Linked DNA regions of Mus musculus: region 1 is linked to region 2. The links are chromatin contacts, found by Hi-C in ENCODE. All regions are on one chromosome and are shown on one strand. Each heading gives the region's core, a stretch centred on a gene start or an enhancer-like site at or near the end of the contact. The rest is flanking DNA. Distances are from core to core; before and after follow the strand shown.

Evidence for each region. A loop is a pair of places that touch in the nucleus more often than their neighbours do.
Region 1: a loop to region 2 is called in a map of heart, with 3 times the contacts of the local background. The contact joins two enhancer-like sites. A Hi-C loop is called at or near these places in 7 of 37 maps with a recorded cell type or tissue (adrenal gland, heart and left cerebral cortex).

Annotation. Positions count from the first base shown.
Region 1 is chr5:134,005,377-134,010,771 of GRCm38, forward strand. No RefSeq gene overlaps it. Among named protein-coding and RNA genes, the nearest start is that of Gm40340, 43 kb to the right of the region's middle. Within about 2 kb of position 1,420, at least 1 of the 3 ENCODE cell types and tissues checked has a DNase peak (open chromatin) inside an H3K27ac peak, as active enhancers do; it is heart, where a contact is called at or near this core.
Region 2 is chr5:131,534,379-131,539,989 of GRCm38, forward strand. The region is part of intron 5 of Auts2 (autism susceptibility candidate 2); the gene reads right to left. Among named protein-coding and RNA genes, the nearest start is that of Gm29681, 120 kb to the left of the region's middle. Within about 2 kb of position 3,498, at least 1 of the 3 ENCODE cell types and tissues checked has a DNase peak (open chromatin) inside an H3K27ac peak, as active enhancers do; it is heart, where a contact is called at or near this core.

The DNA.
Region 1 (5,395 bases), core at 170-2,669, 2.5 Mb after region 2:
GATGTATGGAGATGTGATGTGGGGAAGGAGTTTTGGCTAGCTCTTGGTACTGCAATGGATGCCGTCGAGAGGGTCAGCACTGAAAGACACCAAGGCAGACATTTGAAATTCCCTGTCTGGGCTTATGCCTGTTGTTGAGACATGTCATTATGTAGGCCATGGTGGCCTAGAATGGTGAACATCCTCCTGCCTCCGCTTCCCAACCTACAGGGATTATAAGGCATGTAGCACCACAAACAGGGAGTCCTGTTGTTTGTCATTATTATTATTGTTTTCTTTTCATGTGTATGTGGGGTGTGCATGCATGTTCATATATATGTGTAAGCTTGTGTGTGTGTGTGTGTGTGTGTGTGTGTGTGTGTGTGGCCCAAGACTGATATGTGAAATATTCCCCAATCCTTTCTCTTATTCTTCTTGAGGCCTAATCTCTCAGCTAAACCCAGAGCTCACTGATAGAGCTGGTTTCCTCTCTAGCCAGTTTGCTCCCTGGCTCCTCCATCTCTAAATTCAGAGGCTGGGTTTACAGGCAAGCCGCCACACCCACCTGCCACACCCACCTGTCATTCCATGGGTCCTTAGGATCCAACCTCTGGTCCTCCAGCTTGCACGACAAGCATTGTAACCACTGTGCCATCACCCCAACCCCCATCACTAATTTTTTTTTTTAATTTGTAAAATGTACTTAGTTATCTATGAGTCAGGGTCTCAGAAACTCCAGACTGGCCTTGAACTGCGGGAGTAGTGGAGGATGACCTTGAACTTCTGAACCTCCTACTGCCACCTCCCAAGTGCTCTGTTTGTGCTGTGCTGGAGATGAAACCTAGGGCTTCCAGCGTAGTCAACAAACCCTGTACCAAATAAGCAAGATCCTTAATGCCATTGTTTCCTGAGGTAGGGCATGGGGGGAGGGGAGGGTGCTGACTCTCAGGACCGAAACTCATTGACAGAGCACTTACCTAACACACAGGAGGTCCTGGGTTCAATTCTCAACAAAGGGAAAGGTTCAATTTCCTCACCACCACCACCCCCAAATCCAAAATTTATTTATCTATCTAATCAATTAGGCATTGGTTCAACAACTATTTCTAAGGCATCTGACACTTGTCGGGTATTCTGAAAAACCAACACAAACGAAGAAGAAATGTTCCTGGCCTTCACGGGTAGAGGAGCCACGATTTAAATTAGTGGCCCAAAGTGGTTACTAAAAAGAAACTGCAGGGCAATCTCACACAGTCAGCACGGGGCTCCCAGCTGCATTCATCTCTAGAAAACCACCCCCCAACGGAGTGCCAGAGTGGCTCCAAACCCCACCCCTGGGCTAACTGAGCCCCTGGCTGTCCCTAAGAAAGGGCACCCTGCAGTTTGCTTTCTCCTGCCTCCGCTTGCCCCTTGCTCCTCTGGCCTGGCCTCCGGGAGTTAAGATCCCCCCCCTGCCTCCAGCTCCTGCTTCCCTACCACTCAGGGGTTAATGCTTTTGAAAGCTCCCTGCAGGGTTCGGAGTGCAGCTGTTGCTGCCATTTGGACATTTTCTTTCTCCAAAAGCCTCAGCTGCCTTTTGGAAACAACCACAGTGCCATCTACTGGTCAAAGCTGCGTATTGTACCGCGATGCCTTAAGCTTTCTGAAGGCTATCTGGAGGCAGTTGTTGGCTGCCTGAGGTGTGACCTCACTACCTACATGTGCAGTAGGAGTTGTGGAGCGAGGTCCTAATTCCCACGTGGGATTTCTAGGATCCCTGAGCAGGTAATCAAGAACCTGGACTCTGAGAGGAAAAAGGAATGAACTGCTTGGGGCCTAGGATGTGAGGCCTCACCCTCTGATAAGGATCCAAAGGGCTGACATGAAAGATCCTGCCTGGGCTGCGGTGGATCTCTAGGCCGAAGTGGAGGTCTAGACTGGGTGGAGCACTAGGCTGGGGGTGGGGCTCTAGGCTAAGGGCGGAGTTCTGGAATGGGTGGGAGGAGCTCTCTGAATTGGGAGTGGAGCACAAGGCTGGGGGTTTAGCTCTGGGATTGGGTGGAGCTCTGAGGTAGAGGTGGAGCTCTGGGATTGGGTGGAGCTCTGGGATTGGGTGGAGCTCTGGGATTGGGTTTAGCTCTGGGATTGGGTGGAGCTCTGGGATTGGGTGGAGCTCTGAGGTAGAGGTTGAACTCTGGATGGGTGGAGCTCTGGACAGAGGTGGAACTCTGAATAAAGGGTGGAGCACTGGGCTGCAAATGGAGCTCTGAGTGGGAGCTCTGAACTGGGGGTAGAGCACTAGGCTGGAGGTGGGCTCTGAACTGGGGGTGGAGCTCTGTGCTGGGCTTGTGACTTTGGGCTGAGATGGAGCTTAGTGGGTTAGAGTCTTTGACTCAAAGGCCTGTGAGCCCATCCTCACACTGCAAAATTGAAAGAAAGAAAGAAAGAAAGAAAGAAAGAAAGAAAGAAAGAAAGAAAGAAAGAAAGGAAGGAAGGAAGGAAGGAAGGAAGGAAGGAAGAAAGAAAGAAAGAAAGAAAGAAAGAAAGAAAGAAAGAAAGAAAGAGAGAGAGAAAGAGAGAAAGAAAGAAGAAAGAAAGAAGGGAGGGAGGGAGGGAGGGAGGGAAGGAGAGAGAGAAAGAAAGAAAGAAAGAAAGAAAGAAAGAAAGAAAGAGAAAAGAAAAGAAAAAAGAAAAGAAAAGAAAAAGGAAAAGAAAAGAAAGAGAGAGAAATGAGCCAAGCAGACAGGGGGTCAAGCCACAGGATCACGCGGAGACACAATTTAAGTGGTCCTGACAAAAAAAAAAAGGTGAGGGTGAGACCAGGTGGCAGCTCTTCAGATGGTGATCTGTGGCCATGGCGCTGACATCCTGACTGTGGTGCGCTGAGCAAAAGGAGCTACTAAGAAGGCCTCTGAGACTCTCAGACAGAGGCACCACAAGGTTCAACCTCTTACTAAAGGAATGAGGACCGCTGCAGAAAGAGCAGGTTTAGAGATGAAGAGTTAGAAAGTTAGTTGAGTTGAGGTGTTGAGGTGTTAAACTGCAATAGAGGAGCTAGGGAGACAACAACAAAAGAAGAAGAAGAAGAAAGAAAATTGGGCTTTAGGAATGCGCATGCTTGAGAGGTAGGGATGGATGCAACCCCAGGGCCCATTGACCAGCCAGCCAAGCCTACTTGGAGGTTTCCAAGCCAATAAGAGACCTGTCTCAAAAAACAAGGTAGATTAGCACCTGAGTTTGGCCTCTGGCCTCCACATGCACAGAGGCACACTTGTGAGCATGTGCATACATGCATGTACACACACACACACAAATCTGCAACCACTGGCACCTTAACTCTTCTGTGCCTATGGGATTAGACCACCACCACCCCATTCAGACCTAGACAAGGAATACACAGGTCCAAAACTTCTCAGAGAGAGGATTGCAACAGCTGAGTGAACCAGCTACCCCTGCAAGGGCTACAGTTCTAATGGGGATGCTGTGAGACCTCAGCAGACTCAAGGGTAGCAGGAGAGGAAGCTGGGAGAGTGTTTGCATGACTCTTCCTGAGGAGAAGTGCAGGGGAGGAGCTGATGGGAGCAGGGATGGCCTAAGGAAAACTACATCACCAGTGTAGCTACAACACCCAGCAATGCTAGGACTACAGTAGTAATACTAGAGGCTGAGGGAATTTGGGACTATAGCTGGACAGAAGGACTAAGTTCTGGGGTTCAAGGCCTCAGAGACACGACTGTAATAAGCCATGATGGACTTTAAAAAGAGCAAGAAGATAGGAGTTCAAAGGCTCCGGTAATACAGACCAGGAAGTGAGGCATGATGGTGCACACTTATAATCCCAGTCCTTGAGGGGCTGTGGCAGGAGCATCAGGAGTTCAAGGCCAGCCTGAGCTACATGGCAAGTATGAGGCCAACCTGGGCTATATGAGATCCTGGGGGATGGGGGGTGGGGAAAGGGCAGAATAGCAAATTTTCAAAAGAGGGAGATGGAAGAGTGAAGGAAAGAGAAGAAAGAGACAGTAAAAGAAAGGGAGGGGGCTAGGTGCATTGGAAGCCTGGGACAGAAGGACCGTGAGTTTGAGGCTAGCCTGTGCTTCACAGGGAGACCCTGTCTCATAACCAAGGGGACTGTTGGGGTGGCTCAGTGAGCAAAGCACTCACCCGCCATAAAACCATGAGAACTGGAGTTTGGACCCCCCAGCTCCCTTGTGAATATCAGATGGGTGTAGCATATTCTCGGTGCAGAAGAGGTGGAGATAGGATGCCTGGGGCAAAGTGGCTAACTAAACTAGCTAAATCTGTGAGCTTTAGATCCAAGTGGGAAAGCTTGCCTTAATAGACCAAGTGGAGTACAATTGAGAAAAACCTAATGTCAACCTCGGGCACATGTGCACATGTGCACACACACACACACACACACACATACATACATGGGTGGGAGCAGTAAGGAGAGAGACAGAGAAAGAGGGAGGGGAGAAAGCTGGGTGTATGAGTTCAAATAAAACACTATACTCTGCTAATAAATCCAATCCTTACATGCTAATCAAAGAAAATAAAGTAACACAAAAATCTTTCCACTTACGCTCTGCCTGTCTGGAAGCCGACTGTCTGCATATTTTTTTGATTTTTCTCTGGATCTCCTCCTCCTCTCCGGGCTACCACTAATAAATCACAGCATTCAGTGCCGTTTTGAATAGATGGAAAGATCACAGCGCGACGGCGGCACGGCAGAGCTCGGCATTTGTTTGATGGAGGTAGCACCCCCCCCCCCAACAAGATGCATTTCTGTTCCTGCGGCCATGATTAAAAACAGAAATCGAGCTGCATAATGATGGAATCAAATGATAGCGGATGCATTTCGAGAATTCTAAAAACAGAAATAATAAGCTGATGGTATAGCTTAGTAGTAGAGTGCCTGCCTAGAATCCCCCAGTGAGGGGCTGGGGACACAGTTCAGTGGCAGAGCCCCTGCCTAGAATCCCCCAGGGAGGGGATGGGAATGTGGTACTGTGGGTAGAGCCCTGGCCTAGAATCCCTCAATGAGGGGCTGGAGGCATGGCTCAGCTATAGACCTCCTATCTAGAATCCCCCTACAAGAGACTAAAATTATGGCTCAGTTGAAGAGCACATGCCTAGAATCCCCCAGTAAGGTGTTATGGGCATGGTAAATTGGTGGAGCATTTGACCTAACTCAGTCTTTAGAAACTTAATCCACTCCCTTGAGAAAGACCCATTCATGAGAGCAACACGCTCATGATCTTACTCCTTCTCAGTGACCTTTCCTTCTGGTTGGTTGCGTTCAGGAATTAGGCCTTAACATGAAGCTGGGGACAGACAGCTTACCCTGACCTCTATCTGCAGCTCAAAACATTTGTTTAAAAACAAAGCCCATGAAGATGAACATTGTTGTATACGCCTGGAATCCCGGCACTCATGT
Region 2 (5,611 bases), core at 2,248-4,747:
ATCCAGAAACGAATTTGATTTTAAAGATGTATTTGATGATCCCGAGGTTCAGTGTTTGTCACGGTCACCAGGGCCAAACTCAGTGTTTTGGATGAGAGCTGACCCTATTTAAAACCTGGTCACTTTGCCATCTCTCATGCTTTTCAGGGATCATGTCAGCTAGTTATTATACTGGTGTGAGGGAAGGCAATGCGCCTCTTTAAACAGAAAGACTATAAAGTCAGCTTAAATTATATACTAATGTTCTAGGGAGGAAATGGTGAGCCAGTTTGATGAAAGAGACGGTAATATTGCAGGATTTACTGCTTCTTTCTAGGACGCGGAAAACAGGTAAAAATTAAGAAAGCTCACTCTTCTTATTTGAAGATACCACTTCGACCTGTCAATCAATGGTCAAGCCACACTCATGCTATGTTTGACCTGTGACCCCTCTGAGAAAACTCTGATCTTTCATGTTTTATACCAAGATGCATACATTTGACAAAGCAAGGCACAGAATGTTCACTCTATATGGGATAAAGAAATGTGGGGGGTAGGGGTAAGGGAAGTTGGGCTGGCTTTGGGGGACAAAGAAGATATTCTATGTAGTTTTCCAAGGCCACATTGATGGAGATGAAACATTTCTGCGTATAACTGAGGGAAATGTTCCAGTTCACAAGGCCAGGGATATAAAAAGACCTAGCCTATTTTTATTATGGCTGGCTCTCATTTATTTTATTCTAATCTTCCTTCTATACGGTGGTTCAGAGGATTAATAGGCTCAAGGGCAAAAAATATACAAAATAAGTATTCAATTGCATTCACTCGTGAAAAATCCTACAGAGATAACCCCTCTGCTTTTGCAGTTAGAATAAAATATACACAGAGCTTTTCCTGACATCATAAGTAACACTAAACAAAATTATATTATTAGAGTAGCATTTCATAAAAATGAGCCACAAAGAAGGTCCCGTGGAGGGTGTTCAGCATTAAACAGTTCAAGAATATTAAGTTACAAAGCCTCACTGATCTGCACTGCACACAGAGACTCGTGAATCTGAAAAAGCACACAGTGGCACCAAAGGTGTTACTATTCCCAAATCATAATGAGATTTCTATGTCTTTCTAAGTCTTGCAGTCTAAAACTTGGCAACTCAAAGAGTTTTCATCGTCCTTAAAATGATGTGAAATACTCTTAGAATGGTCACTAGCAAGCCTCGGCTTCAAAACCAAAATGGAGTTAATATTTTTTGAAAGAAAGGGGGAAAAAAAAAAAAAAACCTACACACATGCACACGAGAGCAATATTCTGTCTCTTCTGTTATGTTACAGAACTAAAATAACTGTTAAAAATGTTGGGGTTTTTCTATTACAGTGAGTCTAATGGGCCTAAAGAAATCGGTTTAAAAGAAAAAAAAAAAAATTAGCTGCTCTTCCAAAACTGCAAGAAGAGAGAGGGAGAAGCAACTTGTTAAGGCTGCATTTGCGTGGCTCTAGGTATGGGAGCCAGAGCTGGATTAGGCGGTAGGCGGCAGCCCCTGTGATTCTGTCACCTTTGTGAGCACCACTAGGCTCTGAGTATGCTCTCAAGTAGATAATGAAGTGACCCTGAGGACCTGATGATTCTGTGACCAATGGTTGTCAAGGAAATATGTCTGACGGAGATTCAAGATGCTTGGAGCGATGCCTTCTAATGGAAGCTTTTTGAGCCCTTCAATTTACTGGCATCAGTCACAAAGTGTTGAATTGTCTCCTGTGCCTTGCTTACAGTCAGGGGGTGTCTCAAAAAGGCCTCCTTTGGAAAGGCAAAAAAACACCAAAGGTACATGTGTCTCGGTGCCTTGGTTTAAAAAATAAAAATAAAAATAAAAAAGGTCCCTTGTTCTTCCATCTGGCCTCCTGGACCATCTTCGTCCAAATTCTTCAAGTAAGTCTCCCAGGCAAAGCCTTGATAGGTGCAGATTCCATGTAGCTGCTTCAACGGTCCTCAAGTAATTTTCCTTCACTCAACAAGACTGAAAAATCATCCATACAGGGTGGGCGTGATGGCTCAGCAGGTAAATAGGTTTGTTGCCAAATGCAACAACCTCAGTTGGATCCTCCATACTCACTTAAAGGTGGAGGGGATCACTGATTCCTGCAAGTTTTCCCTTCATCTCTTCATATACCCTCCACATACACACGTATTTTTAAAAAATCGTTTGTACATATCGCTGGGCGCCTTAATCGTGGGGACATTTTCATTTCGTTGCTTTTAGAAGAAAAAAGTGCATTTCTTTCTATAACTTGGTTCATTTCCCTAATTTTTTTTCTTTTTAAATTAGCAATGAGGACTGCAGGTGCGGTGGATCTAGTGGCAGACGCATGGATGCCTTCCCGCTTCTCTCCAGCAACCATTACCTTTAGCCGCACAGAATTTAATATCAGTTGCTATTTCATTTCCTCACCTCGATTGGCTTTGATGAGTTTTATATACACTTAGAAGCACAACCTAAAATTCCCAGACAAACATGCTCTTTGGGGCATTTTACGGCAGGGTGGGTACTATTTGCCTTTTATGTCAATACTTTTTATGGTCTAGAAGCTGTAGCTGGCGTAGAAGGAAAAGTTGGGTAAAGCAGTTTGGTTAAAACAAATAAAAATAAAGAAATAAAAAATTCCCGTGCGCACGGGTGGGTCCCAGATGTTTGAAGCTGTACCCGGAACCCCTTAAAACTCAATTCGCTAAGGTAGCTCTCCAAAACGGCACCCGCAGGAAGAAGGTGCAAAGACAATTCTCTTAGAAACTTAGGCGCGGGTGAGTTCCTGCACCAGCTAGCTCTCCTTTGCTTCCCCGGGCTCCGCGTGCGCACAAGCGGGAGGGCGGGGACCCGGAGCTCAGCCCAAGGACAGTGACCCGTCAGCAGGCAGCGCCGCTCCAAGGAGCCCTTCCTAGCCCGAGCCGGTGCGGGCATTCCCAGCCTAGGAGTCCAGCGGATCTCCCTTGGGAGCTATGGGTTCACTCCCGGAGGTGGGATCGCCTCTGTTGGCTAGGGCCTCCCCCGGCAGGCACTCACGGCTCACCGGCCGAGCCCAGCCAGCTCAGGGAGCTAGGAAAGTACAAAGGGGAGCGGGGGAGGGGTGGGGGAGGAAGGCCAGGCCCGCCAGACGCCAGCAGCCCGCCTCCGTTACCACCCTGGCCCGGCTGCGGCCGCAACAAAAGACCCCTCGACCCCTGCCTCCTCCCCCGAAACCGCGGACCGCAGGCGAGCCAGCCACCCCACCCCATCCCCCCAACGGTGGTGGTGGTGGGGCAACATTACCTGGTCGCCAGGGGTTCGGCGGTCTTGTCAACCCCAAGTTCATGGTTTGAGTCCTCCGTCAGGTTCTCTCCGGGTGGATCACCACACACCACCGGGAGAGAGCAACCAAAACCCAAGGCAGAGAAAACGCCCAACTCCAGCCGGCCCGGCTAGGTCCACAAGTCTGTGTGTTTTGCTAATTCCTCTCCAAAGTCTCAAAGCTGAGGCACGCGAACCAAATCCGAACCGGATCCTAAACGGCAGCAGAGCCAGCAGCAGCAGCACCCGGCTCCTCCACGGCAGCCAGGAGTCAACGCCGCGCGCGCACATCCAACGCAGCCAAGTCCCGGGCGGGTGGCGGGGAGATGGGGAGGGGGCCCGGCCCGCGCGCTCTCCTGGTTGCTCCTGCGGGGCGCGCGGGGAACCGGCTGGCTTAAACCAGAGGCTCAACTTGGTGCGCCCTGGGGACCTGGCAGGGCTGAAGAGCAGCGGCCCGGGAGCCGCTGCCGCGGCGCGCGGAGCTAAGAACGAGGCGGCTGCGGCGGCGACAGGACAAAGGAGACCATGTGCGGAGGGAGGGAGGAGGGAGAGGGAGGAGGAGGAGGAGGAGGAGGGCGTACGGCGGCAGAGGCGAAAGCAGCTCCCCGGCGGCCGCCTCGGGCTCCCCAACAGCGGGTGCCGCCGGTACGGCACCGCCGCGGGCTGATCTGATGGGTCCTGGGCCCGCTGCGGCGTGGCACCGACACGCTCCGGGAGTCGCAATCTGCCGCGGGTGTTGCCCGCCTGCGGTGTGGAAAGCTGTGGTTGAAGCTGCTACGGGGCGCGCAGGACTAGCTCCGCTCCGGCCTGCCTCTCCCGCCTGTTCCTGGCTCAAGTGAACTCCATCAGGCGGCCCGCCGCCAGCGCCACCGGCTACCCGGGGCTGGATTGAGGGAGAGAAGGGGGGTCCCTGGTAGTGACGCGAGGACACCCCTTTCTCCCACCCTTGCTCTCGCGCTCTGGACTTCGCTGCCCGGATTGTACCGAGCGCGCCTTACTCCTGGCGCTCGCGGCTCTCGGAGCGGGACTTCTCGGCGCGCCCAGCCGGAGCCGCCAGCCGGTGCCACCGCCCCTCCTCCGTCCCGCCCCACGTGCCCCGCCCCTCGCCGCCCCTCCTCTCCACCCTGGCGCCCGGTTGGCCCCGCGGGGGCGCAGTCCCTGGGTGCGACACTGACAGCTGTGGCTCCCACTACATCCCGCCTCCGGTTGCGGACCGGCCCCTGGTCCCCATGGCGCCTTTCCCTCTACGGGCAAGAACCGCGACGCTCCGGTCCTTTTTGCAGTTACAGCTTCCGAGATTTGCTCTAAACCAAGGAGAGGCTACTAGGCCCGTAGCCCGGGGTTGAATTGCCTCTAGGCCAATCTCATATGCAAAGAGTTGGTTCTGAGATGGGGGTGGAGGTCCAGATTCTGGGCACACAGTAGGTGCACAATATAACATAATCTTTGTACTGTCTGACATGGATGGGAGGTTGGGTTCCTAGTCTAGAAGAAAAAGATCTTGATCTAACCCTCATCCCACGAATCACGGTAGGTTTCATGAACTGCCTTCCCTCTGCACAGTTCCTCAAACTATCCGACTTGTGTATACATTCACACCAGCCAAGTGGTGACTGAGGCTTCCCCTTCTATGCAGCAAACATAAAGACAGGGAAAGCAAAGTCAAAGCTTCGCTCCATGGATGGTAACTTATCATCTATCACCAGGATGTCCCCTGGAGCCAGCTCAGCTAAGCTAAGCGCGTTGGGGCAGAGATGGATGGATGGATGGATGGATGGATGGATGGATGAAATCATTAATTCGGCCCTCAGTCATTTAAGTGACTGACCTTCTACCAGAACACACAGCCGCTCTTTCCTTTTTAATCAAGTGTAAGATTCTCTCTCCCTCCCTCCCCACCCCTCTGAGTGTGCTACTTGTGTTCCAGTGCTCCATAGGACAGATGCCCTGGAGCTGTGAGTGGCCTGATTTGGGTGCTAGGAACTTGACAAGAACAAGCACTCTTAACTACTGAGCCATCTCTCCACCGTCAACACTGAAATTCTATAATCCCAGTACTTGGACAAAAGATATTAAATTTCAGAATGGTCTAGGGCACATGGTAAAAACCTTAGTGAAATGAATCAATAAATGACCAATAGTAAATACATGTTTCACCTCTGTGAAGGTACTTCACCACCACTGATGTCATTGAACTCTTAATATAAATTAAAAAAACAATTTTTACCCCAAGGTGCCAGAAAGAAGGCTCAGCATTGTAAAGATTGTAAAGGCATTTGCCACCAAGCGTGACAACTAGAATTTCATACCTG